2 separate regions of the Homo sapiens genome follow, and region 2 is linked to region 1. A link is a loop called in an ENCODE intact Hi-C map of the cell type or tissue named here. Cell type or tissue: GM12878. All regions are shown on one strand. Each heading gives the region's core, and the rest is flanking DNA. Links, peaks and the distances in the headings are about the cores only. Region 1 overlaps BANP (BTG3 associated nuclear protein). Region 2 overlaps BANP (BTG3 associated nuclear protein).

What was found. Peaks named below come from ENCODE experiments on the same cell type or tissue, not always from the same donor. Only the 100,000 strongest peaks of a DNase experiment are listed, where the experiment ranks them.
Region 2: it touches region 1 in a loop (2.0-fold over the local background); 3 of 110 quality-filtered maps call a loop at or near these places.

What each region holds. Positions count from the first base shown.
Region 1 is chr16:87,953,166-87,968,371 of GRCh38, reverse strand. The region is part of intron 1 of BANP (BTG3 associated nuclear protein); the gene reads right to left. Among named protein-coding and RNA genes, the nearest start is that of BANP, 9.3 kb to the right of the region's middle. RefSeq lists enhancers at 888-1,391, 11,417-11,476, 10,895-11,837, 11,907-12,026. In GM12878, for the core only: a CTCF peak has its summit at 11,355 (motif pointing left); a DNase peak (open chromatin) is centred at 11,961; H3K4me3 peaks cover 2,643 bases; H3K27ac peaks cover 3,037 bases.
Region 2 is chr16:88,038,662-88,053,867 of GRCh38, reverse strand. The region is part of intron 11 of BANP (BTG3 associated nuclear protein); the gene reads right to left. Among named protein-coding and RNA genes, the nearest start is that of BANP, 95 kb to the right of the region's middle. RefSeq lists an enhancer at 8,474-8,975. In GM12878, for the core only: no CTCF peak of the experiment used is centred there; DNase peaks (open chromatin) are centred at 7,687 and 9,477; H3K27ac peaks cover 1,672 bases.

The DNA.
Region 1 (15,206 bases), core at 7,202-15,201:
GCTAAGACTACAGGTGCACACCACCATGCCCGGCTAATTTTGTATTTTTAGTAGAGATGGGGTTTCACCATGTTGGGTCAGGCTGGTCTCGAACTCCCGGCCTCAGGTGATCCACCCACCTCGGTCTCCCAAAGTGCTGGGATTATAGGGGTGAGCCACTGCACCCAGCCAACTAAATTTCCTAATGAAACCAGTAGTCTTCAGTCAAAAGCCACCCAGCCAACCTTGGCATTGGTGCATTTAAAACGTTTTGGGGTCACAGATTGCTTTCAGAACCTTTAAAAAAAAAAAGGCAAAAAAACCTGTAGAACCTTTTCTGGCCAGGCGTGGTGGCTCACGCCTGTAATCCCAGCACTTTGGGAGGCCAAGGCGGGTGGATCACCTGAGGTCGGGAGTTCGAGACCAGCCTGACCAACACGGTGAACCTGTCTTACTAAAAATACCAAAAAAAGGCCAGGCACGGTGGCTCACACCTGTAATCCCAGCACTTTGGGGGGCCAAGGCGGGCAGATCATGAGGTCGAGAGTTCGAGACCAGCCTAACCAACATGGTGAAACGCCGTCTCTACTAAAAATACAAAAATTAGCAGGGCGTGGTGGCACACGCCCTGTATTCCCAGCTACTCGGGAGGCTGAGGCAGCAGAATCACTTGAACCCAGGAGGCGGAGGCTGCAATGAGCCAAGACTGCGCCACTGCACTCCAGCCTGGGCGACAGAGTGAGACTCCATCTCAAAAAAAAAAAAAAAAATTAACTGGGTGTGGTGGGGCATGCCTGTAATCCCAGCTACTTGGGAGGCCAAGGCAGTAGAATCACTTGCACCCAGGAGGCAGAGTTTGCGGTGAGCTGAGATAGTGCCACTACACTCCAGCCTCAGTGACAGAGCGAGATCCGTCTCAAAAAAACAAATCAAAAACCAAAAAACAATAAAATAAAATAAAATGTACAATTAAATTATTATTGACGGCCGAGTGTGGTGGCTCACATTTGTAATCCCAGCACTTCGGGAGGAGAAGGTGGGTGGATCACCTGAGGTCAGAGTTGGAGAGCGGCCTGGCTAACAGGGTGAAACCCCGTCTCTACTAAAAATACAAAAAAAAAAAAAAAAAAAAAAAAAAGAACCTTTTCCAGGAAAAAGTACAGACAGACAAAACTTTGCAAAGTTTCTGAGGCTCCCCTAATCCCAGAGAGTCCTAGCTGCCGGTGCCAGTACCTGCTCTCCCCAGAGCTCACGGAAGAGCCCACGACAGCTGTGGGTGCGGGGCATCAGACACGGACTTCCCTTCCCAGCCTGTCCCACAGCAGCCCCCTGGGAAACCTCCTTCAGGGGCCCTGGCCTCTGGCCTTGTCCCTTCTTCCGTGCTCCTCCTCCCGCTGGTGCCAGGCGTGGAAGGAGGCAGAAGGAGCTGGCGCGGAGGAGCAAAGCCCTGGAAGGAAGGAGCCCAGGCCCCTCCCGTCCAGGGAGCTGCCACACCAGCCCAGGCTGCCTGCCTCAGACTTCCTCAAAGCAAAGGAAAATAAACAACTACCTGGTTCAAAACAGGGTATTCTGGAGCCCACCACGTGCAGCCAGACTAAACCCAAGGACATGCCGAGGCCCTTCCACAAACAGCCCCGGGTCCAGAGAGTCCAGGTTAAACTCCTGCCTCTCTTAAGGGGCCAGTGGAAATAGTTTTAAATGCCCAATTCAAGCTTTTTGCTAGTTTCTAAAAGCTCTGCAAGTGGCTTCAGAAAATGCTCTGAACTCACCATAAAATCCTGAATCCTAACCTCTTCCAAATGAGGACACCACACATTATTCGAGTTGTTTACTCAAAATGCCTCTGTTGCCAGGATCAAGAGTCATTTAAAATTCTGCTAACAGTAAAGATTTCAATAGAAAAAACTAGGGCAACAAGCCCAAGAAAACTGGAACACAGCAATGCCTGTGGTTGCTATTTTGGCAAATTAAATTTGCCATTTCTCAGAAGTCCTGGGGATAGTCCAGTCTTAATACAATAAAACAGCTGGACTGAGACTAATGCTCAAGCAAGCCTCTTACTCTGACGACTATTCAGAACCCTACCAAGTCCACCAAGAGATGCAGGGCTCAGGGCGCATATGGGAAAGCAGGGCCTACAGCCCAGAGTAACACCCTGAATGTACAGCAGAACAGGAGTGGTGAAGAATCCACGCCCATCCAGATTGCCAGACACCACCAAGTCATTCACATGGATGAGACTGATTTAATTACATGAACCAAAATGGAAAGATCTCCAGAATATGATAGCAAAAGGAAGGCATACAAATGGAAAGCTGCACAGCGGTGCGGATGATATGATCCCAATTCTGCTTCCTAAACATGGTGTCCACGTGTGGTCATCTGTCCAGGTGTGCCAACACATCCAAGACAGTTGGGGATGACAAATAGCAAACCTCAGGCTACCCAGAGCAGGGACGCTCCAACTGCACGAGCCCCACTCTCCTGTCCACTCCGCCCTCCTGGACTGCTGAGCTTTCCATAGGCCTTATTCCGTAGGCCTTACTTATTTATTACCTGTGAAACTGTTTCTACAACCAAGTGATGTGTCTACAGGCAAGGCCAACTACATCAAATCTTGATAAACTTTACAGAACCATCTTTAACCTGGCCTTAAATCCACTTCTCAGCCACCAAGGCATGGGGACCCACACATTCGGGCAGGGATGGGGAGAGAATCCACATCCAATCAACCTCAGGTGCGCCTGATGCTGCAAGCCCCGCCCAGCCCCGCCCAGCCCCGCCCAGCCATGCGAACGCTCCCCTACTCCTGGACCCTCTGCGCCTCGGGCTTAGTGGGTGATCCTGCTCTCCTCCCTCTCACTTCCCAAGAATGCCCACTCCTGCCTCCTCGGGCATGTGCCCCACACCCAGTCAGCACCCCTCCCTGGTCCCTCAGCATCACCCTTGCACACCCTTCCCCCACGGTGCTGCCCTCCCTCCTGCCCCTCCAGCCCCAGCCCCATTTCTCTGTTCCCTTTCAGATAAAATTCCTCAGAAGCCCCGCCTGTACTTGCGGTCTCCATTTTCAGTGCTCACATCCCCTCCAGATCCCACCCATCGGGCTGTCACTCAGTTACTCCCCCAAAACTGCTCCAGCCCAGATGCTGCCCCCATTCTCCCCACCACAGGGCCTGATGGGGCTCATTCCGGCTCCTCCCCACGCTGTCCTCCCTGCCTGGCCCCCACTCCTCTGTCTCTCTGCTGGTCCCACATCCACTTCCTGACTTGAGGATGCATGCCCAGGGCACGGCCCTGGAACCTTTGCTCAGCCAGCACTGACCCAGCGGCTCATCAGTCTGTGGCTTCAGATACATCTCCACGCCAATGGCGCCTATCACCCTGCCAGCTCAGACCTCGCACATGAACTCCAGGCCTCACACCACACCACCTACTAGGTGTCTCCCCTAAGGGGTCGTCTCAATTCTAACATGTCCAAACTGAGCCCCTGTCACCCACCCCAAACCAACCTGCTTCTTCCACACTTTCCACCTCAATTTAAGGCAACACCTACTTCCCAGATGCTCAGGCCAAAACCTCAGGCCTCCTGGGTTCTCCTCTCCTTCACCCTGATCCGGCCTCGTCTTCCCAGCCTGTCACTCCCAACCTGGACCCAGGCCGCCCCTCAGACCTGCTCACATACGGCCGTCTCACTGTCACCTGCACCTCTGCTGTGATCACGATAAAGAGCGCTCAAGGCGTCACATAAAAACACGTGCCAGGCTATGCCCCTCATCTGCTCTAAGCCCTCCGAGGGCTTCCCATCTCACGGGCCCTCTGCAGCCCCTGGGGCTCTCCTCCCCGCCACGCTCACTCGGCCCCTGCATTTGGGCCTCCCCATGCTTCTCAGGGATACACTCAGCTCAGGGTCCTACCACGGAGCTGGCCACCCCTGCACGCCTCCTGCACGCCTCCTGGACGCCTCGGCAACGGTGACGTGCACAGCAGCCTTTCCTGCTCTACTGTCTGACTTACTACACATCTGAAAGGTTTCTCTTGCTTAGTGTCTCCTGCTAGAAGGTGAGCTTCACAAGGGCAGGAATTGGCATGGCTGTGTTCTCAGCAGGGCACCGGGCCTGGCCCGCACCGCATCCAGTGAATACGTCTGTGATGAGTCCAGTGAGAACACACCACTGACGTCATTCCCCAATGCACAATGATGAATGTCAGAAATGCTATTTAAAAACCATGGATTAAGGTTTTCAAAGTGTGTTGTGCCCATGTCCTGATTTCAATAAGGACTGTGCTATAATTAAGTTACTAATCTAACTACTCAGTTCATGAATGTGGAATCAGGGTGATTGACACATCTGATGAACAGTGCCCATCCACTGTCAGCAAAGGCTAACGGTAGCTGGTCATCAGGAGAAACGGACAGCTGCAAAAGTATTTAATTTTGCTATTACTATTTCAAAAATATTGGACACCCATAAAACAAAACCACAAAGCCATTAAAAGAGGACTAAAAGGAAACCCACTGTAACTGGGCAGAAAACTTGGCTTTAACAGTCAAAGTTAAAAAACAAACTGCTATAGATTATCAGCATCACATGAAAAACAGCAGCAAGAAAAGTCAAGCCAGGCTTCCTGTATTTAACACTAGGGCTTCCTTCAACACCAGGATCTTCTCTGTCGCTACCTAAGCCACATCACATGCATCATTAGGGGTGTCACAACGTAACGGGTTTTTTCCCGTCAGTATTTTTAGGGCAGACATTCTTCATAGAGCTGTTTCTTCCATCAACCCTTAAGAAAAGTCCTAAGGCTGCATCTGATTTGGACGCAGTCATTTCCACAGGAAGTGGAACAATATAGCCCAGATGTGTCACCTCCCAGAGCGGGGCTCTGACGTGGTGTGAATCACAGCACCTACCCGTGATCAGATCCATGCAGAGCGGCCAGTCTAAAAAGATGCATTCCACAGCCATAGATACTCCTTACATGTCTTGAAGGGGCCTACCTCACTTTACAGATGGCAAAAATATGAACTGAGTATATTCCCTGCTGTAAAAAGTTAGCACAGGGCCTGGCCTGCACTGCACTTGGGAACTGAGGGTGGGGAACGCCCAGAACAATAAGCTCACAGCGCGTGCGACCAGGGAGAGAAGACGCTTGAGACAGTAAAGTGACAAGAAGGGACCACGGCCACCAAGCTCCCAGCCCATCCCCAGATCGTCCTGGCGCCCTTCTCCTCAGACGGCTTCTGTGTGGAGACTCCCAGGCCACCCGAGCTGGAATGGCAAGTCCAAAGAGCCATAAAAATTAGGACAGGAACTCCCACTTAAAGATGAGACTAAGTGGTACCTGGTAAAAAGCTAAATCTCCCGAAACGAGGAAACTGCTAAGAAATTAATCATTCCATTTAGTCAAATCCTCTCGGGATGTAAGTCTAGAAAGGAAGAAATAATGAGAAAGGCAGGATGAACTGACATGAAGAAGTCAACTTTTATTAAACTGAGACATGTGAAGAAGTCTCAGCCTACTTCTTTTGCCCGAAATCAGTCTGAAGTGGAACGTACAAGAATGAGATGGGAAATAACTGGAAAGAAAACTATAAATGACTGATCGGATGCTAGATAGGCGGGAAATCAGAAAGAAGCAAGAACACTTCTCCCGACGGCTCCCACTTACTCTTGGGGTCATTCAGGCAACACTGCTTTTTCTTTAAGATGGCCCCCCAAATGTGTGCTTGCGGGGGAAAGGGAGGAAAAATTCAAATTTGTAAGTAAGTGGTCAAATTCCAAACCTGAATATATTAGCATGCATAATTTCACCTGAGCATGCATAATTTCCAGGGACACATCTTAAGAAGCGTCTAGGCTCTAAGGCAGTAATTCTGACTTTCTGGCCTCAGGGTCCTCTTCACCATTCTAAAGCTACTGAGGGTCCTGAAGAGCTTGCACCTGTACAGATTCTACCTATCGATATTTACCATATTTGAAATTAGAACAAAAAATGTTTGAATATTTTTTAATTCATGTAAAAATCATACAAATTAACACATTACATATTAACGCTGTCTTACTCCGTTTTCTGTTGCTATAACTGAGTATCTGAGACTGGTAATTTATTACATAAAGGAAAAAAATGTGCTTTCTTTTTTTTTTTTTTTTTGAGACCAAGTCTCGCTCTGTAGCCCAGACTGGAGTGCAGTGGCATGATCTCGGCTCACTGCAACCTCCACCTCCCGGGTTCAAGTGATTCTCCTGCCTCAGCCTCCAGAGTAGCTGGGATTACAGGCGCACGCCACTGCACCAGGCTAATTTTTTGTATTTTTAGTAGAGACAGCGTTTCACCATGTTGGCAGGCTGGTCTTGAACTCCAGATCTCAGGTAATCCACCCACCTCATCCTCCCAAAGTGCTGGGATTACAGGAATGAGCCACTGCGCCCAGCCTAAGAAATGCATTTCTTATAGTTCAGGAGGCTGAGAAGTCCAAGGTCCAGGGGTCCCATCTGAGGAGTGCCTTCCTGCTGGTGGGGATATGAGAGACACCCAAACTGGCTTTTATAACAGACGCCCTGTCATGATCACTAACCCACCACGAGGAGAGCCCATTAGTCTATAAATGCACTGAACGCATTCCTGAGGGCTGAGCCCTCATGATCCAATCACCTCTTAATACTGTGACACTGGGGACCAGCTTTCAACATGAGTTTCAAAGGGGACAAACATTCATGGTACATACAAAACATGTTTTATGAAAAATAACTATAGCTTCCAAAGAACAACAAAACCTTAATGAGAAGAGGGATAATATTGTTTTACATTTTTACAAATTTCTAATGCCCGGCTTAATTGAAAACAACTAGAGTTTCCTATCTGCTTCCACCGGTGGTCTGCTCCGATATGTTGTTTTGGTCGATGCATATGACAAAAAGGCAGCCTCACCAGGGGAAGTGGCTCACGCCCGTAATCCCAGCACTTTGGGAGGCCCGGGGGGGTGCAGATTCTGTGAGTCCAGGAGTTCGAGACCAACCCGGGCAACACAGCAAAACCCTGTCTCTACAAAAAGTACGAAAAAATAAAATAAAATGCAGCCTTACAAGGAGATGCAGTTAGACAAGGGAAAAGTATCTTAATAGGCTCTTCAGATAATTATGGAGATTCCTCTTTGACACCACACCAACACGCAACAAGTGTGTTTTATTTTTCCTTAAAGGCTGTTTGCAATATGGAATGTGAACTGTATCCATGAGCTTCTGCACTTTATGGCTTTAAGATCCATTGGCTTGACTTGTACTCTAAATGGATCTTTTACCCAGGCGTGATCCCGCATCGACCATCTGGAAAATGTTGCTTCACCGAGTTAGGCAGCTCTTGCAAATGTTGTTCAGTCTATAATATCAAAAGCATACGGTTCATCAGCATTAGCACTGGCATCTGATTTATTGGGAGCTCTCGGGCTCACGGTGGCAAAGACAAACTTTCCAAAACTCCAACTTCACTTGACAGCTCAAACTTTATCACTGGCAACAAACACTGTTAGCTGACTTCTTTGAGGTGAGAGGCTAACTTCACTCATTTAGTAAGAGATGTCAGTAATCTGTAAATTATTTTTTTATAGTGTTCCATGAAAAGAGCAGCTAGTTCAACTACAACTCAAATAATCCCTCAACAACCACCCAACTTCAAAATACAATGAAAGTGCTTTCCGTGGACTTGCCATTTTATCAGAGCAGAATCACTGATTTTGTGAAACAGCTCATCTGCTGAGTTGGCCGGGGCACACCCAACACTGTGCCATGAACTGCTGTCATGCGTCTTGTTAGCAACGGGAGAAACTGGGTACCAGGCACAAGGGCACTCCCTATGCTATCTCTGCCACATATGTATACATCTCAAAATGTTCCAAAATAGAAGGTTTGCAAATAAGTATGTCTTTAGGATAAAAATAACAAAACCCTGCCAATACACGATGTGCCCCACCTGCTACCACCAAATCCTTGCCTGCCAACCTCTTTAAGCACGTTCCAAACCCTCACCCAAGCCCATCCTCAAGTGTGGCTCTTCCCAAGAGCTGCTGAATCCCAAGCAAGCCATCTGGGTCCAGATCCACCATCAGACTGAAATTCATCTCCCAGGTGTCAGACAAGAGCCCCACAAGCAAGCTCCTGACTGCGTGGGCACCTGCCACGGCCAGTGTTTCGCATCTCCCCTCCCTGTGGCCATCCTCACGGTCCGCGGGGCCTCTGCTCTGCTCCAGAAGCCCCCAGAAGGTGGGCAGGAGGTTTGGCTGGTGTGCATGAGGGCCAGCCCCCAGTGAAGGTGCCCCTTGGGACTGTCTCCCAGGGTGGGGGTAGGAGGTGCCGGGGACACCTGTCACCCCCAGGTCTCCATCTCCTGCCTTGACCTCTCACCGGCACTTTCTTCAGTCCAGGGTTTAAACCCCGTCTAGGCCATGGTCACTCGGATCAGCCATCCCAGCACTTCCACAGCTGAACCCTCCTCACTTCCCTGTTATCTTTCTCCCCAAGAATACTACCAGGAGTCCCGGCCACCTCCCTGCGGCCCCACCCTCATCGCCCTGCTCTCGCCCTTCCGCATCCCGAGGCTCCTCCCTCTCTGACTCCCCCTCAGCCCACCCCCTCACCCGGGACCTGGGCTCTCACCGAGTACCCTGGCACCCATCGCTCCGAAGGGTGGCATCGCCCCTCTGCCACACACACTCCGATCTGGCCGTCTCTTTGTCCTCCAATGCTCCATGTGTCCCTCCCAAAACCACACGGGCTGCAGCAGGAAGACCATGGCCGCTAAGCCCTTCTGTGGCTGACGCCAGCGCTGTTCCTCCAGGGGGCCTCCTCCCCGGAGAGCCTGCTAGTACCAAGCCTGGTCAGCCGCCTCCCTCGCAAGCAGCCTCACACCTCAGCTCCTCTGTGCAGGGCCCAGGCCTCTCCCCATCCAGCCACTGCCTCTCTACACAACCTCGTCTTATTCCTTCCCAGGGCAAACACACTCTAGGTCAGGGGGTGGCACGTGAGGGCCCACAACCCAGCCCAGCTCTCCACCTGCTTCTATGCAGCCTGTGAGCCAGGAATGGGTTTTACATTTTAAAACAGAAAAATAACAAAAGAACAATATTTCATGATGAGAAAATTACATAAAACTCAAATGTCAGCGTCCACAAACAAGGTGCCTGCTTCTCAGCCCAACAGCAGAGTCGAGCGGCTTCACAGTGGCACGAGACATCCCACGCCCCACAAGGCCAGAAACACTTACACTCTGACCCTCACAGAAAAGCGTGCCATCCCGTCCTGGGCCTCTGGGATCCATCAGTGAACTCCACAAAGATCTCCACCCCTGTGGGCATGCACGGTGTCACCACCCAGTCCCCAGTGTACGTGCCAACATCATGCTGAGGTTGCTCCCCTCACTGCCAAGGCGCCGCAAGGTCCTCCCTCCCCCATGAGAATTCTCTATGTCTGCAAAGGATGGATCCCGAAGCCTCCACGCATTCTGGGCCTTCCCCTCTGCAAACACTGCTGGGCTGTGAGTTTGTGCCGCTGAGCTCACTGGTGGATTTTCTACTGTGAGGTTATTAGTCTGATCTCCATAGAGATTAAAATCAACTTGGATGAGAAGCCACATGTTCAATCACAGTCACCCCTAAGCAAGCGGCTTAACGGGAATAGTTTTTGCTTGTTTTTTCTTGAGACAGGGTCTCACTCTGCCGCCCAGGCTGGAGTGCAGTGGTGCAATCATGGCTCACTGCAGCCCTGCAGCCTCCAATTCCCGGGCTCGAGTGATCCTCCAGTTTCCGCTTCCCAAAGCGCTGGGAGCTTTGGGCCACCATGCCTGGCCCAGTGGATGGCCTTTTAAAAAGTACTTTATACACTACATCCAGAGTTACCCAAATTCAGTCAAATGCTGTGCATAACCACCCGCTAGTAGACACACATCACAGAAGAGTGGTTTCCACGCTCTCGACTGGGGCCTACGATGGTAAGTTCATACACTCATCACTGCAAGTTTCCTGAGTCGATACCTACCCGTTAGCCACTCCGAACCATGCTCCTTTTATCCAAGGCATGCTCCATTTTATCCAGTATTCTTAACACTGGCCATGGCCCACTCAATTGATGTGGGTTCAGACCCAAAGTTTGAAAAATAATGCACTCAAAATAAGACCAATGTCAGTTTCTAGGGACTCAGAGTTCAAGAACATGAGGGAACGTGGCACAAACGACCAAGGACCACCACCTAACATGACCTACACCACAAAGAGGAGAGCCAGAAATTGTAAGACAACAGGCCAATTATTGCAAACTGTGTTTGCCCACTGACAGTCACAACTGTTGGCTGGGAAACAGGGCACCCAGCCTTCTAAAAACACTTAGGGTGTGAACTTTCTCAATCTCAGGGACGCATTTCGGCAGAAAACGCAGACTGGCAGCGGCAGCACTCTGCTCAGGGACCCACCGCCAGCTCCCACCGACACAAGAGCTGAGCTCACTTGAGGACACGTAGCGGCAGGGGTTGTCCGCATCCTGGCCACCAGCGCCCACAGAGCTTGCAGCATGCCATGATGACAGCAGGGACCGTGGCCCAATTCCCCCCGCGTCATCTGGTGAAAGGTGAAGGCGTTCTGCCATATTTACGGGAAGCGCATTCACACCGGCAAGGAAATGCCAAGCGCGCACCCAGTTCTCCCTCCCGGCTCCATCCAAACGCGTTTCTACTTTCAGAAAGATTAAGCTTTGCTTCCAGATATTTGATGACTTTTCATCTCAAGGGAAAAGGAAAATCACTACAGGCCACAACGGCCTTCTCTCAGACACAGAAGGTAACTGGTCACTAGCGAAAGGTTTGTCAGCGCAGGGCCCTGCGGCAGGCCTCCGTGAGCTTGCCTCAAAACCGCCCCAGGTCTCCTGACAGGACTCCACACCAGCCCACCCGGTCCACACAGGATCCGGTCTCAACCACGACAGAATGTGGACACAGACGAGCAGAGGGGAGGTGACTGCAGCCAATACACACCCCCGATCCATTCTGCCCAGCCTTCCTCAGGTGTTTCACTGCAGCCTCCTCTCAGCCTTTCACCTCCTCAGCCGCCTCTGCTCCATGTGTCCTTCCACAGCTCCCACGCTGTAAGCTGGCGACCTGTGGGTTCCGAATGGAGCACCGCGCCATCCTCCACCACCACTGACCCCTTCCCCAGAGAGACACCTCCCATGGGAGCAGCGAGTCGTGGAGTCTGCTCCACCGTGAACGCTGACGATCCAGAATGTTTAATCAAATTGGACGGTTCTTGACGAAGTGTAGACGCGAAGGATTGCAGAGTGGTTCTTTCCAACAGGAATCAAGTTCATGTGACTTCACAGTATCTCGGCACACCATCTGCTGGCAGCTTAGGAGTTAACACTTCCTGCACATTTTAACCAAAGACACTCACAGGATTCTGCCACGGAGGCCCCGGGGTGCTCCTCTCTCTGAGACTTACGGCACCCCTGAGAGGGGGCTTCTGGGACAGCACTTCATCCTCTGCACGGGGGTCAGGATGGAGGGTGGCGGAGAGTGTTTCTCTACTTCCTGAGGATGGAGACATCGTCTCTTCCAAAGGGGGGGCCAGAGTGGAGTCTTGTACAACAGACAAAGGGAGTCCCAGGCGAGCCCACCGGGACGTGCAGAGGCGGAAACCTGAGCTTGTCTACGACTACAACCAAAGCAGGCTGAGCTTGCCTATGATTACAACCAAAGCAGGCGGCTCTGCAGGCTGGGAAGGCCACGTACCAATCACTCGCCCCATTCTTCTCCTGCAGGGGCTGAAGGGCCCCAGGTGCAGCTGAGAACAAAACAAGTGTAGCTTTTTCAGAGCAAATTGCAAGTGTGTGATTCCACCCAATACTGTTTTCAACTTCCTGAAACTCCTCCCCACGGCCCCCAGGCCCCCAAAGTTCCGGATGGTTCAGAGCACTTCTGCTGACCAAGTCAGATGATGTCATGCTTTCACCACCGTCACCCGTGTGAAGAGAAAATACAGATGTTTATCTACCTCAGGCACAGGGAGGACCTTCTAAAGCTTTCATCTCATTCTCATTCAAACCCTCAAATTGACTTTCCCCAAGAAGTCTTTCCTTCAAAATGAGGAAATGTTTAGTTTCTCTAGATTGCAGTGGCTAAACTGGTGCTGTGAGTTACAGTCATTTTCAAGTCAGCCTTGCGACTCCATGTCATGTCAATCACTTAATCGTGTAACTGGAGTTTTTGGGATTTGTACAGTATCACTGCAGACGAGGAACCCAAAGGCTAACAATCCTGACGGGGGAGCTGCAAGACCACTGAGGCCCACTGCCCAGCACCTGTGCCTGGAGCCCCCAAACCCCTACTCCCTCACCTCCCTCAAGGTTGTGGGAAGGCCTTCCGTGTGGACCAGGGTGCACACACATCACCTGGCCACCTGCCTGCAGGAAATTCTGAGCCTCCCTGTCTTTCAAGACCTGGACACTTGAGACGCACTGGCCAGGACTGTGGTGAGCATCCCTCAGTTTGGGTGCAGCATTTTCTCATGATGAGACTGCATTTCTGGCAACACTGCCAGAGAAGTGATGTGTCTCACTGGGTCCTTGGTGTCAACGTCTTATGACTGATGGTGTTACCCCGATCACTTGCTTCACACAGTATCTGCTGGGTTTTTCCACCGAGAGGCTACAGTTTTATTTTTCCCTTTGTGACGTGTATCTTGGGGGAGATACTTTGTGACTATGTAAATATCACAGACAGAAGGACATTAAGGAGACAGGGCGGCCACACGCACCAGTGTGGGGTCCCGGAGGGGATCCCGAAACAGCAAGAGGACACTGGTGCAAAACCGAAGTTCGAATAAGGTCTGTCATTTACGCAATAATGCTGTGAACTTTCTGGCGTTTATATGGATGCCTGGTTACATAAGACGTCAACATCAGGGGAAGCAGATGAAGACAACAGGGAAGCTCAGTGAAATATTTTTTGCATCTTTTCTGTAAAGTCAAAAACTATCTGAAAATTAAAAGCTGACCAAGCTGCAGTCTGATTCTGCACGAGAACCTGGGTAGGGCCTGAAAGTGTGCGTTTCTCACAAATACCCAAGTGATGCTGATGGACACAGCTGGCCCCTGGACGCTCGGCTGGCAAGGCTCTGGCAGACAGAGCCCACCGCACTACACACAACCTCCCAGTGACAGTCAGCCACCATGCAGAAAGATCATGCTCCCAGTACGCTCACCACTGCTTCACTGCAGGCCCTCCTGGACCCCAGCAGGGCAGACGGCCCGCTTGGCACACTGACCCAGCGAGGAGCCAAAGTCAGGGTCTTTGCTACCACACGGGTCTGCCGGGCCTTGCCCAGGTACGCTGGCAGCCCTCCAAGGCCACAGGGCCAGAGCCACCAGCCCACGCTGCAATTCAGAGGCGGCTGTGGAACGGCGGCTTGGCACCTCACCCCGTTGACTGTGGGCAATTACCAAGGCCACAAGGAAGCAGGAAGGTGGAGTGAATAGAACAGGCTTGCAAATTCCTGCTCAAGGGGAGTGACTGGCCGTACGGGTGACCTCCTCTCACTCCATTAACATCATCTTTAATAGGGTGTTATCAACCCACAAGAAAGAACACACTCCTGACAGATGCAGAGGACCCGATCAGGGCAGAGGGAAAGCACCGGGGGCACAGGCGTGGGGCTCCAAGCCTCGCAGAGCCCTGCGGGCAGGCCAAACCCGCACCTGCCAAGTCGGTCCCGCACAGGAGAGCTAACTCCCCCACGGCCAGCAAAGGGGCCTTCCTAAAGAAGCGGAACAGCCCAGAGAAAATATCTGCAAGTTGGTGCTCCAGGTCCCACGGTGACAGGCTCCCAATCACCCGAGGGGAAACTGGACTCTTTCAAAAGCACCCCACAGACCCGGGGCTCTCCGCCAGCTTCCTCCTGCCTCAGACAACAGTAAACATCAGTATGGAGGACTTGCCATAAAGAGGAAGAAGCCAACACTTTTTTTAAGTGACATTAGTGGAAACAAGAAATCAGAACAAAGGAGAGCTGGGAAGAATCCTTATTAGTTTCCTTAGAGTCATGGAGATGAGGCACTTGTGTAACAATAAGCTACTATGAAAAAGAAACAAGACAAATACATGCTTGGACATTAAAAATTTGATTGTGAACACATATTAAAGCCCTCTCCCAGAATGAGAATAAACGAGACACAGAAGGAAGGATAAAGACGCAACTCCAGGGCTCCACCTAGAACGTCCATCACAAACAGGAACTCCTAAGACAGAAGAGCAGAGCTGGAGAGGAAGAACTTCTCAGACAGAACAAGGGAACTTCCCAGAGCTGAAGGACAAAGCACCAGAGTCAGAGTCCCCGGCGTAGGAATCCACACACCTCAGCACACACAAGGGTAAAACATCATTAACACCAAAGAGAAGATCCAAGAGCGTTCAGGGAGGGAGAGGGGTCTCCACAAGGAGGAAGAGCACTTGCCAGAGGTTCCTGTGGAAACGAACAGAGCCAAGATGAAAACATTCCTGAACATACCCAGCTACAGAAGAAAGGAAAATATCAGGCTGGCTCGTGTGCAAGCTAACCCATCCAGATGAGAAGGACAGGGGCTGAAGGAGAAAGGGGACCTGACACTATCCTTGAGAATTTAAAACAATGTAAGGAGTCGATGGGAACAGAAAGTGCCAAGAGAAAAGCCATGACTAACAGAAAAATCCACGCTGTACAGGAAGGGAAACACTCAATTTGTCCGTGAAGAGAACAGTATTTGCATAGGCCTAACACAGACAGTCCAGGGGATAGAAGAGTTGGGATATGACAGAAGGGCTCCATCACCCCATCGTAATAGAAAGACAAGGCTGTGTAATACAAAATATCAGCTTAGAGCTAGGTGCAGTCACTCACACCTGTATTAGCGGCTACTAAGGAGGCTGAGGATCACTTGAGCTCAGGAGTTCGAGTACGGCCTGGGCAACATCAGGGGATCCTATCTCAAGAAAAAAATAAAAAGGATCAGCTTACTCAGAGCTGTGGAGAATGACCTAAAGAAACCACTCAAGATGTAAACCTCTTTGAAGAACGGGGCTGAGAGGTGGGGCAGGGGACCATTGCTTTTCATTGTAAGTCTTTCATTGACGTTCCTATTGTATACATTATATTGATTAAAATACTAAATATATGGGCTTTTTTTTTTAAGAACATAGGCTTCAGACAGACTGAA
Region 2 (15,206 bases), core at 3,466-11,465, 89 kb before region 1:
GTGAAGGAGGTGGGGGTGGTAGTGGTTGTTAAGGTGGTTGTGTTGGTGATGATGGAGATAGTAGAGGTGGTGGTGGTAGTGGTTGTTAGGGTGGCTGTGTTGGTGATGATGATGGAGATGACAGTAGAGGTGGTGGTGAAGGTGGTTGTGTTGGTGATGATGATGATGGAGATGACAGTGGTAGAGGTGGTGGTGGTGGTGGTGAAGGTGACTGTGTTGGTGATGGTGATGATAGTGAAGGAGGTGGGGGTGGTAGTCGTTAGGGTGGTTGTGTTGGTGATGATGATGATGATGGAGATGATGGTGGAGGTGGTGGTGGTAGTGTTTGTTAAGGTGGTTGTGGTTGTGCTGGTGATGATGATGGAGATGACAGTAGAGGTGGTGGTGAAGGTGGTTGTGTTGGTGATGATGATGATGGAGATGACAGTGGTAGAGGTGGTGGTGGTGGTAAAGGTGGTTGTGTTGGTGATGGTGATGATAGTGAAGGAGGTGGGAGTGGGAGTGGCTGTTAGGGTGGTTGTGTTGGTGATGATGATGGAGATGACAGTGGTAGAGGTGGTGGTGGTGGTGAAGGGGACTGTGTTGGTGACGGTGATGATAGTGAAGGAGGTGGGGGTGGTAGTGGTTGTTAGGGTGGTTGTGTTGGTGATGATAATGATGGAGATGATAGTGGTGGAGGTGGTGGTGGTAGTGTTTGTTAAGGTGGTTATGGTTGTGTTGGTGATGATGATGATGGAGATGACAGTGGTGGAGGTGGGGGTGGTAGTGGTTGTTAGGGTGGTTGGGTTGGTGATAATGATGGAGATGACAGGGGTGATGGTGATGGTAGTGTTTGTTAGGGTGACTGTTGGTGATAATGATGGAGATGGTAGTGGTAGAAGTGGTTGTGGTGGTATGATGATGGAGATGATAGTGGTGAAGGTGGTGATGGTAGTGGTTAAGGTGGTTGTGTTGGTGATGATGATGGAGATGATAGTGAAGAAGGTGGTGGTGGTAGTGATTGTTAGGGTGGTTGTGTTGGTGATAATGATGGAGATGACAGTGGTGAAGGCGGTAGTGGTAGTGGTTGTTAAGGTGGTTATGTTAGTGATGATGATGGAGATGGTAATGGTAAAGGTGGTGGTGGTAGTGGTTAGGGTGGTTGGGTTGGTGATGATGATGGAGATGATAGTGGTCGAGGTGGTGGTGATAGCAGTTGTTAGGGTGGTTGTGATGATGGTGGCAATTATGATAATGGTGAGGATGATGGAGATGACAGTGGCGGAGGTGGTAGAGGTGGTTGTGTTGGCAGTGGTAGTAGGTGGAGGTGATGATGATGGTGGAGCTCTGGGGGATCTGCAGGCAATGTTCAGGAATCATGAGAGTTGAGTTCTGGATGTATCCCTGACTTTAACTCCTTGAACGGTCCTAGAAAAGCTCCTGTCTACTGTCTTCATCTCCAAAATGAGAATAGCACTCAACCTAGTCACCAAATTTAATCTCATTTCTCTTCAGAAATGCAAGACAGGTGAAGACATAGGAGAAAGCAAGTCTCTAACTTCAGAGAGGGGCCCCTGAGTTAATGCAGGCAGAGCGCTAGCTTGCCACAATGCTTTAGAAGGTGTATTTCAGCTTTCTAAGGATGACGTGGATATGCCAGGGAATGTCCATATGCTACATTTGAGCTGAAGTGACCTCTTACGTATCTTTCTTGTGTTTTGTTTTGATTTTCTTTAGTAACAATTTAGTAGTAATTAGAACAACAAATACACCAGCATCTGTCCAGGAATGGGTGCCTGTCCTTGGCTGTTAAGAGTGCCCAATGAGAGAAACTCCAGATACAGTGCTTCAAGAGGTATCTGAGGGCAGCTAGTAGCAGCTACCAATTCCAGAAACATACTGATTGGGAGTATTATTTCTTGGTCATGTGAGGAAATGTTTAGGTCTTCACTTTATTTTCTTAAACTCCTCAAACAAATGAGATGAATGGAATGCAAACGATACCACAGAAATGGCATAAATCTGGATTTTTTAAATCTAGATTTTTTAATATAGGAAAGAAAACTGTAAGTCTATTTAACAATTACTATTTAATGATGCATAATTATAAAAATGTACTTATCATCAGCCGAGCTGCCCTCAACAAAGCACACAGTTAATAAATCAAGAGAAATCCTGAATTTCTCTATGCGGATTTTTATGTCAGGTGGGTGGGCTGCTATCTTCCTGAGATCACAACACTGAAGGTGACAGACCAGCCCCACAACCTGCAACTGTGGCAGGGAAAGGCACCCCTGAGAGAGGGAACCGTGGCTCACCAAATCCATGTCTACGTGGGAACACATCGCGCTCAGCACTGCAGCAGTGCCTGGGAATGGCCGCACTTCCCATGTGCCTACTGCGCGTGAGGCACCGAGGCTGAGCCCGAAGGAGGCATGGGCTCCCGCAAACCCCATACTTTCTACAAGCTCAATGTGTGCTGGGCACGGGTCCTGCCCTTAAGGAGCTCCACATCTACACATGCAGGGCAGCAACAGGCCCTGAAAGGTGCCGTACCCCACCCACACCCTGCAGGCCGCCCCACACCTCAATCTTTTCACATTCAAGATTCTGGCATGGACATTTTGCCCCATCCCTCAAGGGAAGCACAGTTTCCACAGAGGTTCGAGGGGGTCTGCGGCCTCAGCCCTAAACCACTGGGGAGCCCCCATCCTGGAGCCTTGATCTCATGCTGCGAGGCCCGCCACTACACGGGAGGGACCCGGGTGCTGCGGTCAACAGCTTGGCTGTGGCAGCAAGAGATCACGGGAGAAGAGTGACTGCTCAGCTGGCTATGCAGGTTAGCATTCTACGGGGTTCTGGGATCTCTGCAACCTACCAGCAAGCAGATGAGAAACAAGCAGGCTGGGTGTGGTGGCTCACATCCATAATCCTAGCACTTTGGGAGGCTGAGGCAGGCGGATCGCTTGAGCGCAGGAGTTTGAGACCAGTCTGTGCAACAGGGCAAAACCCCGTCTCTATAAAAATAAAAAAATTAGCAGGTCGTGGTGGTGCGCACCTGTAGTCCCAGCTACTCGGGAGGCTGAGGTGGGAGGATTGCTTGAACCTGGAGGCAGAGGTTGCAGTGAGCCGTGACTGCACCACTGCACTCCAGCCTCGACAACAGAGTGAGACTGTCTCTAAAAACAAAAAATTAAAATGAAAAAACAGCCAATACACACCCCTCACACTTATCCAAATGATGGGTTTCTGAGTGCAGATGCTCTTACACAATCAGGCTCACTCGTGCCTGGTCCTAATTCCGCCAGGTCTGGATGAGACTCCTGTGGGCTGCAACGCCACTTAGGCCGCTGGCAGTTCAAGATGCTCAACACAACCATTAACAAGTGTGTGTCTTAAAGAGGCACAGCTATTAGTTTAAAACCATCTTGTCGGCTGGGCATGGTGGCTCATGCCTGTAACCCGAGCACCCTGGGAGGCCGAGGCAGGTGGACTCCTTAAGCCCGGGAGTTCAAGACCAGCCTGGCAACATGGCAAAATCCTGTCTCTACAAAAAAATACAAAAATCAACTGGGTGTGGTAGCCCGAGCTGTGGTCCCAGCCACCGGGGAGGCTGAGGTGGGAGGATTGCCTGAGCCCGGGAGGCAGAGGCTGCAGTAAGCCAAGATCACACCACTGCACTCCAGCCTGAGCAACAGGGCGAGACTGTGTCTCATCGATTAGCTGGCTAGCTAGCTAGATAGCATCTTGGCTATGTTTAGCTGGATCTATCCCTGTTAATCTTCACTGACACATCAGGAATAAGACCGGAGGACAAGGATTCCCATCCCTGTGAACGTGACTGAGAAGCTCACCAGCCGGCCACGCCCACACACCAGCTCTTTCCTGAAGAGGGTTCTTAATTGGAAGAATATCATATTATACTCCAATTAGAACAACACATTTCCTATGCTGTATGTAATCTAAATCCCCAAGAAAACAATTGTCTGTAAAGAAATCAGAGGGAGGAGGAAACATGTTTTCCTTCTGGCACACTGAAACGCATTAGAGATGTCTGGTGTTCGTCGGATGCCGTGTGGCTGGGGCGTCGTGTCACTGAGCGTGTGGCCACAGCACTCTCCATTCCTGGAGTGCCTGAGTCCAGCCATCTCCCCCGTGACTCCACCTGAAAAACCCTCTGAAGAGCTGTGGTGTTTACGAGAGATACTGGTTTTGTCCCTGGTTCCTGGCCCCTAACTCCCACAGCCCTGGTTCGTCTCTTGTTATGATGCCAGGTGTGTGGACCTCAGGGGCGGGCTCTCACCCTCCTTTCACTCTAATGATCCCCCTGCTTGCTGACTGTGGGTCTTAAGACCCTCCCATGAGAGGGTCCTGCCCTAGACCCTGGGGAAGGAATGCTAATGTCACGAAGTTTCCATAAAAACCCAAGAGGGCAGGTTCAGTGAGCTTCCAGGCAGCTGGTCCAGCAGGTCCTGGAGGATGGTGCCCAGGGAAGGCCTGGAAGCTCTGTGCCCCTTCCCCCGTACCTCGCCGGGATGTGTCTCCACACCCGTAGCCTATGTAGTATTCTTTATGATAATAAACACAGTAAACAAAAGTACTTCCCTGAGCTCTGCAAGCCACTCCAGCAAATTAATCAAACCCAAAGACGGGTCGTGGGAAGCCCAACCTGAAGCCGGTTGGCCAGAAGTTCTGAGGCCCGAACTTGCAACTGGTGTGGTTGGGCGGCAGTCCCCGAGCCCTCAACCCATGGGATCCGACGCTGTCTCCGTGTCAGAACTGAATTAGAGGACACCCAGCTGGTGTCCACTGCTTGCTGTGTCCAGAAAAAACCCCACGTTTGGTCCCAGCAGTCTTTTTGTGTGTTGATGATGGTCACGGTGTGAGAGCAGAGGAAACATGTGGTCTGCAGAGCTTTGCCAACACCAGAGTCCAGTGCACCGTGCAGTCTCAAAGACCCCGCACCCCACACCTGACGAAGACACTGACTTCAGCGCCTTCAACCTTGAGGTCAGAATCTGTGGTGAGCGCCAATTCGATACCGAGAACACTGTTAGAATCGATGTCCTTTCTTTAATCTGTGGTGAGCTCCTATTCCATACCGAGAACACTGTTAGAATCCACCTCCTTTCTTTAATCTGTGGTGAGTGCCGATTTGATACCAAGAACACCGTTAGAATGGACGTCCTTTCTTTAATCTGTTGTGAGCGCCGATTCAATACCAAGAACACTGTTAGAATCCACCTCCTTTCTTTAATCTGTGGTGAGTGCAGATTTAATACCGAGAACACTGTTAGAATCGATGCCCTTTCTTTAATCTGTGGTGAGCGCCGATTCGATACCAAGAACACTGTTAGAATCCACCTTTCTTTAATCCGTGGTGAGCGCCGACTCGATACCGAGAATACTGTTAGAATCGATGTCCTTTCTTAAATCTGCGGTGAGCGCCGATTCAATACCGAGAACACTGTTAGAATGGACGTCCTTTCTTCTGGCCCCTTCTTTCCTCCATTACTGAAATCCAACCTCCCATATCGTGTCTGCGCTTTATTTAGTTCTACAATTGTGCTGCAATCTCCTCAATGAGGCAGATTAGTTATTTCTCCAAATGATTAGATGCTTCCGGAAAATTATTTTTAGTTGGCTAAGTCTTCAATCACATCAAATTAATCAGAACCATAGCAAATGTACCTCTTGCTATTTTAAACTCTGGTAAGTGACTATCCCCTATATGATATACCAAAATTCTACTCATATTTCAGTGTCCAAATTGAAAAACTGGTATGACAAAGTCACGGCCAGCTGCGGAAGCCACACAAGTCAGAGGGCCCAGCAGGCCTTGGTGCTCTTTGAGCCGGCCCTGCACGTCCCATCACCCATCAGCTTTCCTGCCCTCCCCAGGGGACAGCCCCCTAAGTCCCAGTGTTTGCTTCGGCCAAGCCCTTGCGGACCCTGCTAATCAGGGTTAAATTCAGATAGAATCTTCAAAATGTTTAAGTGACAGGACATAGTCATAGCAGTGTAAAAAGAAAGCACAGTCAAACCCAACATTTGGGTGCATTACTGCCAAGTACACCAAACATAGGAAGGAGTTCACTATGTACCACATTCCTAGCTCACTGGTATTTTAAATCCTCTGAGGACCTGAACGTGGTCTGCAGGAGTGCTCTGTGCTCTGTGGGGAGAACAGCTGTTCTGGGTGACTATTAGGAGTACACTAGGGCTGTTCCCACTAAGAACATCAGACTCCAGTGAGGCCCGGCGCCCTGAATTACTGCCCTTCTGGACATGTTCAGGAGGAGTCTGGATTTGAATAAGGATGCCACCTACAGCCATCCCAGCTCACACCCATGGGCACTGATCTTTGAGCTCCAATGAGGGCTGAAAGAACAAACATGCACCCTGTTCCATTCTACCAAGCCTGACTGATGCACACCCAAGCAGGGGGCCAAACTCAGCTTCCTGGTTTGGGGGAAGGAGCAAGGCCCATTCACTGACGTGCATGAAAATACTGCCTTGACTGACACTCTCACTACCTAACGGAGATGTGGGGAGAAACTGGCAGTTTTCGCCAAGGAACTGGGGCAAGCATTCTTGGCCCTTCCCCACCCTGGTGGTATCTTACTTTGGGCCCTTCCCCACCCTGGTGTCCTGCGTTACGTGACCCGCATCAAGCCCAAACTCCTGGCAGCCCCGGGAGCTCTGGCTTGGGATTTTAAACAACACAAACAATGCCACCTCCCACCCAGGACCGCACGAGTTCATGGCTCCCTAAGATCACCAAAACACGTTCACATGATAAGGATTTTTTTTTTTCTTTTTTGAGACGGAGTCTCGCTATGTCGCCCAGGCTGGAATGCAATGGCGCAATCTTGGCTCACTGCAAGCTCCACCTCCCGGGTCCACACCATTCTCTTGCCTCAGCCTCCCGAGTAGCTGGGAGTACAGGCGCCCACCCCCACGTCCGGCTAATTTTTTGTATTTTTAGTAGAGACGGGGTTTCACCGTGTTAGCCAGGACGGTCTCGATCTCCTGACTTCGTGATCTGCCCGCCTCGGCCTCCTAAAGTGCTGGGATTACAGGCGTGAAGCACCGTGCCCGGCCAACATGATATGGATTTTAAAGAACACAAACACAACACGGTGAAACCCCGTGTCTACTAAAAATACAAAAATTAGCCGGGTGCGGTGGCGGGTGCCTATATAATCCCAGCGACTCAGGAGGCTGAGGCAGGAGAATCGCCTGAACCTGGGAGACGGAGGTTGCAGTGAGCCAAGATGGCATCACTGCACTCCAGCCTGGGCAACAGAGCAAGACTCCGTGTCAAAAAAAATAAAAATTAAAAACATTTTTAAAAAATTAAAAAAAGAACATAAACAATGCCAACTCCCACCCAAGACTGCACGAGCTCACAGCTCCCTAAGATCACTAGAGCACGTCCACGTTATGCTGAGTATTTCTTTACCAAACCGTTTAATTCACGTGAAAGAATGAACTTTGTAGTCAGATTGCTTTACAGCGATGAGGTTCAGATGACCTGCTTTAAAAGGTTCCGTCCTGGTCATCATTTTCACAAGACGATACTTCCTAGTTAATTAACTAATGCTTTGAGTACGCAGTTTTAAAACAGTATCTCTAAAATCACACACACACACACATTCACACATGCAAAAGGCAGAAGTGAAAGGCCCACCTCCGCGTCAGGAGGCTCTAAGGGCCGCAGTCCAGTGACGTCACTCAAATGAGTTACTCCTCGTATGTGCACAGGGTAAAGCTTCTGTCTGCAGACCACAGCCCGCCTACTCACCACCTGGGCACCAGTGCCAGTGTGGTCAGTTTTTGAGGATGTGCACCGCCCCTCCCTGAGTGCTGGAGTGTGGACGGCACCTGCCAAGGGCAGCCCGGAGGCTGGTGAGTGCCAGGTGGGCCGTGTGCGCCCAGCGAAGCCCACCAACTTCCTGAGCAGGTGCTGCTGCCACCCCACTGCAGTGAAGAGGGCACTGAAGTACGAGGAAGCGACACTGCCAATCCCAAGACGACAGACACTGAGGGAGCGGCCGCCCTGAGACTGGGACACATGGCAACTCTCCCACCCCCCACCCATCCAGTTCTCTCCCAAAAGATCTGCCAACCACAGCCGGGCCCTCATCTGTGGCCAAGAAGAGTATTTGAGGAGGTGGCCTCAGGGAGAAGAAAGGTGCTGTGGTCAGGGTGGCACCACACCTCCAATTCTCCACTTTACTCACAGGCTCCCCCACCTCTGGCTGGTCTGAATGCCCGGCATAGCAGGGCTCTGTGGGGAGTGAGGGGAGCGCTTCTCTGCCGGGAATGAACGAGGGAGTCCAGCATGTTATGTTCGACAGGTGCTGCACAGGGAAGAAAGGTCCTTCCTGTTGCTGGAAGAGCCTGGGCTCTGGCCCCCAAGGGCTGCTCCTGCTGAGGCCCCTTAGCACAGCCCAGCTGCAACTGAAGCGTTCCTTTGGCCCCGGCCTCTCCTGCAAGAAACGCTCAAGTGCACGCACGGACAACTCGGTCAGAGGCTTGTGGATGGCGTAGAGGGGCATGGACAGCTGCGGCAAACATCGAGCCATCTTCCGTCCCATGCCCACCATATGACCAACAGAAGGCCAGCCATGCCAAAAACCTGACTGCAGTTCTCAGGAAAACTTCATTCTAATGCCCAAGTGACACGGATAATCCTAATTTTCCTGATCTAGATGAAAAGCCCTGAGAAGAATGCTAAACATTTTTTAACTAGCACATTTATAATCATTTTTCTTAGATTGAATGTGATTTTTTTAAAAGCTTCCCAATTCAAGAACAATTATCTTTTGATTTATCAAAATATGAGGAAGAATATTAATATTTGCAGTGTAAACTTTATATAATTGTAAATTTTTTTTTTTTGAGACGGAGTCGCGCTCTGTTGCCCAGGCTGGAGTGCAGTGGCGCGATCTCAGCTCAATGCAAGCTCCGCCTCCAGGGTTCAAGCCATTCTCCTGCCTCAGCCTCCCGAGTAGCTGAGACTACAGGCGCCTGCCACCGCACCGGCTAATTTTTTGCATTTTTAGTAGAGAAGGGGTTTCACCGTGTTAGCCAGCATGGTCTCGATCTCCTGACCTCGTGATCCACCTGCCTCGGCCTCCCAAAGTGCTGGGATTACAGGCGTGAGCCACCGTGCCCAGCCTATATAGTTGTAAATTTTTAAAAATTACTTAATTACACAGGTGAAGTGGTGCACACCGATAGTCCCAGCTACTCAATTACAACTTTTAGAACTACAAACTCTTAAGAAAGAGACATTAGCGATCATCTATTCCAGTATTTTTCAAAGTGTGGGTTGCAAAATCAATGCAATGTGTCATAGCCAGTTTTCAAAGAGACAAAAAGGAAGAGAAACAGAAAAGCAGAACAGAAAACAATAAAAAATATTAGTGCAATCAGCACGCAGTAATACCGTTCTGTGGACCTGTTCCGACCTTGTAAGTGCACACACGTGAGCGAGGGAGGAGGGCTCTGGAACCACAGTGGAAAGCTGCCTTCTCGCTGTGGCCTGTTGTCCTGTGGACCTGTTCCGACTGTGTGTGTGCACATGCATGAGTGAGAGAGGAGGGTTCTAGAACCACGATGGAAAGCTGCTTCCTGCTGTGGCTTGCGCAGATGCTGGTAGAGTCCAGCCATGCAGCCCGCGTGCACTCATCACTCCAGAGGCAGCATCGCCGCAGAATGCGAGTTGGCCTTTATAGGGAGTCTGCCCAGGTCACACAGCACTGGCTCAGGGTACCCACGGCAGCAAAGCAGCTGCACCAAGATGCGGGTATGACCAACCAGCGGTTCCCCTGCCAGCCCCCTGAAGTGGCCAACTGGTCTATCCACCTTATGCAAAAGTTCCCATGACCTCATAAAAAAACCATCAATTTTCATTTAAAATGCACTCAAAAATAAAGTCATCCACCTCCCTGCAAATTTCAATCCTTACAACTCTTAATTTTTAAGGGCTTTTTTTGTTTTTCAGAATCTTCTGAAAATCTGCACCAAATTAAAGATTCTATTATCCTTACCACTAACTGAAAATTGAAATTCCTTAGACAATAAATTATTTTACACTCCTGGCACCGTCTGTCTGAACGTACTCTCTCCCTCTATGAATCTCTGGCACACCAGACTGCCTCTCCCCGCTCCAGGGAATTTCAGGGAATTCCAGATGCCCCTGATTGTGGTCTAATTTACCATACAAGGCCTGTCCTCTACTCAAACCAATTCTGCAATCCCTTAAGTTAACCATATGGGCAATACAATAACACCTCTACCTAAATCATTCCGAATTTCTACTATGATATCATTTGATCTTCATGCCCAGGGCAGCAAATGATTAATTTCAAATACTCACTGAGCAACAAAGCCAACACTACAGGGATTGTGCAGTAAAGGAAAATGCTGCCCGGATGCCTCACACCCCCAGTGAGGCAGGGACAAAAGAAATCAGCACAGTGTAGTCAGCTGACGAAGGAGCCATTTCTCCACAACTCCACTCTCAATGAAGAAGCACCCAGAACACAGCCACAAATGCATCTAAACAGCCAAAGACCCAGGCTCAGCTCTACGCAGCTCACCCGAAGGAGCTACCCATGCCTGGAGCCATGACCAGAACCAGCCACTGCATTTTAATTTCAACTCCAACAGCAGTGGCTGTTTGGCTTCCCTGGAAGGCAGCAGATTAGGTGCATGATGAGGATGCGGCGGAGGGCAAGAGGCGAGGAGGGCAGCACAGGTCCACACACACGGGCTCTGCTCTACAAAGCCCGAGACTGAGACTCTCACTTAGGCAGCTCCCACAGTGACCTGAATGCTCGTTGTTATTCAGGAGGAAAGATAATACACAACCTTTGAAACCAGCCAAAGTGGTTCCAAATAATTTTTTAAGTATTTTAATTTTTTGAAAAACCATTGAATTGTACACTTCATTTATTTTGAGACAGGGTCTTGCTCTGTTGCCCAGGCTGGAATGCAGTGGCACAATCACGGCTCACTGCAGCCTGGGCCTCCTGGGCTCAAGCAATCCTCCTGCCTCAGCCTCATGAGTAGCTTGGGACTACAGGCACATACCACCAGACGTGGCTAATTTTTTTTTTCTGTAGAGACAGGGTCTCGCTATGTTGCCCAGGCTGGCATCAAACTCCTGGGCTCAAGCGATCCTCCCACCTCAGCCTCCCCAAAGTACTGGGATTACAGGTGTGAGCCAGCACAAAACATTTTTTTTAAATATTCAGCTGCAATTTCAATGTCAGTGTTCTAAGGAAGCCCTTCACCTTCTCTTCCCTCTCCCAGCCAGCGATGCTGGAACAGTGGGGCACGACAGCATGTGCACCTAGAGGTCAAAAAGAACAATAAAGACAGAGATAGCACTGGAGTGGAAACTGGTCATCATGGCTGGGCAGCTGGCAAAGCAGAGGCCACAGGGGCCCAGAGCTGAGAGGAAGTGAGCGCTCCTGGAGGGGAGGCTGAGACACAGCGCTGGAGGGCACAGCTCGGGGAGGAGGAAGCTGGCACCATGCAGCCAGTGCGTCCCCACACCTGCGCACCCGCCACCGTCCCCTGAACCTCATCTTCCCAAATGGCTCTTTATGAAGCCTCTGGTGCTCTGCCAATCTTTCCAAACTTCTTGCCCGCATTTGGGATGCACCATCCGCTACTGCTACCCCCCAACACTGGTCACAGGAGGCTGAGCACCGGGGGCTCCGTCTGACCTCACTGGACCCAGGTGCCCATGGCCTCCGGCCTTGCACAGGCAGTCACCCTCCCCATGGCTGTGCCATTCGCTGTCCTGAGGCCTTGGTGCAGGTGGCTCTCCCGACCCCTCCTACTGTGTCTCTCACCCTCCTACTGCGTCTCCCACGCTCCTACTGCGTCTCTCACCCTCCTACTGCGTCTCTCACCCTCCTACTGCGTCTCCCACCCTCCTACTGTGTCTCTCAGGCTCTGTGGTTCTTGCGCACTCCCAGTGTGCCCAACAGGGCCTGAAATGGACTCTAATCAGCATTCCTTAGTGCAGGCTCACACTCACCTGCAGAGCACCTGTCAGCAGACAGCCTCAGCCAGGGGAGCCCTCCCAGAGTCAACGAACAGCTGTGAGTCCCATCCTGCCTGCAACCCAGCACCAGATGTAAGCGCGCACCACGACTGTTGGCAAAGAACCAGAGGATGCGGGTGTCGTGGGCTACAGGGAAAGGAGGTCGAGGCAGCCCTCCTGGAACCTCAGTATCAGAGCAGACAGAGACGTAATGGCAGAAAGAGCGTGAGACAGGGCATTCCATCTCTCAGCAAGGAAGAAAAGCAAGGCTGCTATGGACATGAAACTGACCACATAGCTTCAAATCAGGCGATTCTTCATATTTTCTACTCAGACAGCAAATGGCAACTGTGGGATGTGACTAGAATCTCTCAATATTTAATTTGAAGAAAACATGACTCAAAAAGAATGGTCCCCTGGCAGCAGGTGCCACAGGGTCACACCAACGCAGCACAATGGCGCTTCCCAGCACCGCAGCCACCAAGGCCCTCCTGGAACTGACGTTGCTGCTGGCTGCAGACGTGGCCTCAAACCCGTCGCCCCGGCAGCAATCCACAAGCACAGCGCACAACCCTCCCTCCGTGGAACTAAGAATGGAGGCTATTTTCAGAGAAGCTGTCCACTGATTCTGAAAATAATCAATTAACTACAAGAAGTAATAGCAACAATCATCTCAGAAGTGGAATAGGAGGAGAACGGCAACAAGTGTGAGCCCAGCACAAGGAAAGGGGCTGGGGTGCAGGATGTGGGGGCACAGGGCACAGGGCACAGGCCCCAGCCCCATGACGGAAAACGGATGGCCGGAAGAGGGAAGGCCTGGCCACCCTCCCAAGAGGATTTCTAGCTGCTCTGTCAGATTCTGAGTCTACTGCCACATAACCATTCCTAAATGACAGTTGGAACTAGGGAATCAGAAGGGAATACTAAGCCAATCCTCAGTGATCTAGGAACTTAAAACAGCCGCGTCCATTTCTTTGTGTTCTCTTACTCCGGTTGGGGTGCTGTTCCTCGCCCTCCCCCAACCACCTGGAACAAGCGTGGGCTGCAGGGTCTCCCATCAATCAAGCCAGTGCTCACACCAGGGCAGGCCAAGGGCCTCCGGGACAGTACGGGGAGCTGAGCCATCTGCAGTGTCACATGAAGGATGCTTCTGAGATCAAGTCTGGCTGGAGAAGAGAGAGCCCTAGACCTGCATGCACTATCCTCCTGTGGGCATGGGGGTGGGGAGGAGAGGGAATGGGCCGTGTGACCCCCGCACTGCTCGGGGCTTCTGTAGGCACGGGGACGGGGAGGAGAGCGAATGGGCCGTGTGACCCCCGCACTGCTCGGGGCTTCTGTAGGCATGGGGACGGGGAGGAGAGCGAATGGGCTATGTGACCCCCGCACTGCTCGGGGCTTCTTAGCCCAGTCGACAACATCGAGGCGAGTGGGCTTCTCTGTGCTTTCTGAAACATCCTTCTGTCTCCCAAACGTGTGGCCAGCCCGGAGGACGAAGCCTGCATGAGCAGGGTGTAGCTCAGCAGGAATGAGAACTGGCCAAATGATGGAAAAAAAAAAAAAAAAGGATTTCCACAAATGGAAAACGAGGGGGTTCGCTACACAGATTCACCAGAAAAGGCAGCTTCAGATGAACACAGCGGTTTCTTTAAATCACACAGCAGTTTCCTTCCCAAGAGAAGCAGGGGCCATGTACCAAGATTCCGCCCGCTACCCTGAGTGGCAGCACCGGCCTCTCCTGAAGCCGTCTTTGATTTGAGGTCCCAGAAATGTGACCGATAATAGGAATCAGGAGCGTATGAGAGTTCACAAGGCGGACAAAAACAGGTGATTTATAAATTATTATTTGTTTCACATAAAAAGTGGTAGTACGGCAGCTTTATTCATTCTGCGGTAAGGCCACTTAGAGAGAGTGGGGACTCAGAGGGGCCACGGAAGACCCGGGAATGAGCAGCAGTTGCGACCCTGCTTGCAGTGCAAAGGCACGTGGGGCAGCAGCAGTGACGGAGGAACCAGAGACACCAGAACAGAGTCTTGTTCAGAGAAATCCAGACAGCAACTCCTCCGACGTCAGCCCCGAGTCCTTCCTGAACTCAGATCTGTGCTGGAGCCAACGGGCCTCCATGCCTGCTGAGAAAAGCTGGAATCTCTGTCCCCACAATAAAGTTGGGAGAATTCTGTCTACAATCATAAACAGAAGCACTGCAGTAATACAGTGTAAAAGGCTGGTTCTGTCTTTAAAATTCCAAGTGGATTTTGTTCAGGGGTAGAGACAGGAACAAGGGAATGTCGAAGGTGACGTGCCTTACTTTTCCTAGGAATTAAACGTCCAGCAGCGTTTCAACTATGATACAGTTCCACTACCAGCAGAACCATAAACCACTATGTTGCAGAAAACGAAGACGGACCGCCAGCTATGAGCCCTGTCCTCTGCTGCCCCCGTGACCGTGAGAACCACGGGACAAAGGCGCGGAGAACTGACCTGCACTGCGCCGACCGCAGCCTCATTACCCCAGTGGAGTGAGCACAAAGCCACAACTGTGGATTTAAAAGCTGCGCATTCCTTTGGCTCTTTTCCAGAGCAGCAATTCATACTTACAGACGAGCGATGCTGCAGGACTACCTGAGAAAACCTCGTGCTGATCTTTAAGATGAAACTTTCCAACTAAGAAACTCTGACATAAACCAGTTCTGGAGGGTCTGCAGCCCTTCTCCCAAGGTGCCTCTGAGGGGTCAACGGAAAGCCCACGGGAGCACATGCCCTTCTGTCCCGCTCTGTGTAAAGCACCTCGCTCTGGGAGTGCACCAGGCTCAGTCGGGTCAGAGATCCGCAGGGCCTGGCCTTGACAAAGAGAACGCATGCAGGTTTCTCGAAGGACAGTGCACTGTGGTTTTGAAAAATTAGTATTATCTTTCTACGCAGTGAGCTCTGTTTATGGTTCTCACTGTCAACTTCCCAGCTTCTGTTTTATGAAATGGGAAGATCACCCAGATTCTTCAGTGATCCAGAGGTGACAGCCATCTCCTGAACAGAAAGGGTCTTCACCAGGACCTAGGAACACACAGCCTCAAAACCACCAGCGAGTGGACTCTGTCCTGCACAGCAACACCCTCCCCAGGACCCGCACCGTCGGAGCACGTCATTTTGTAGAGACCATTC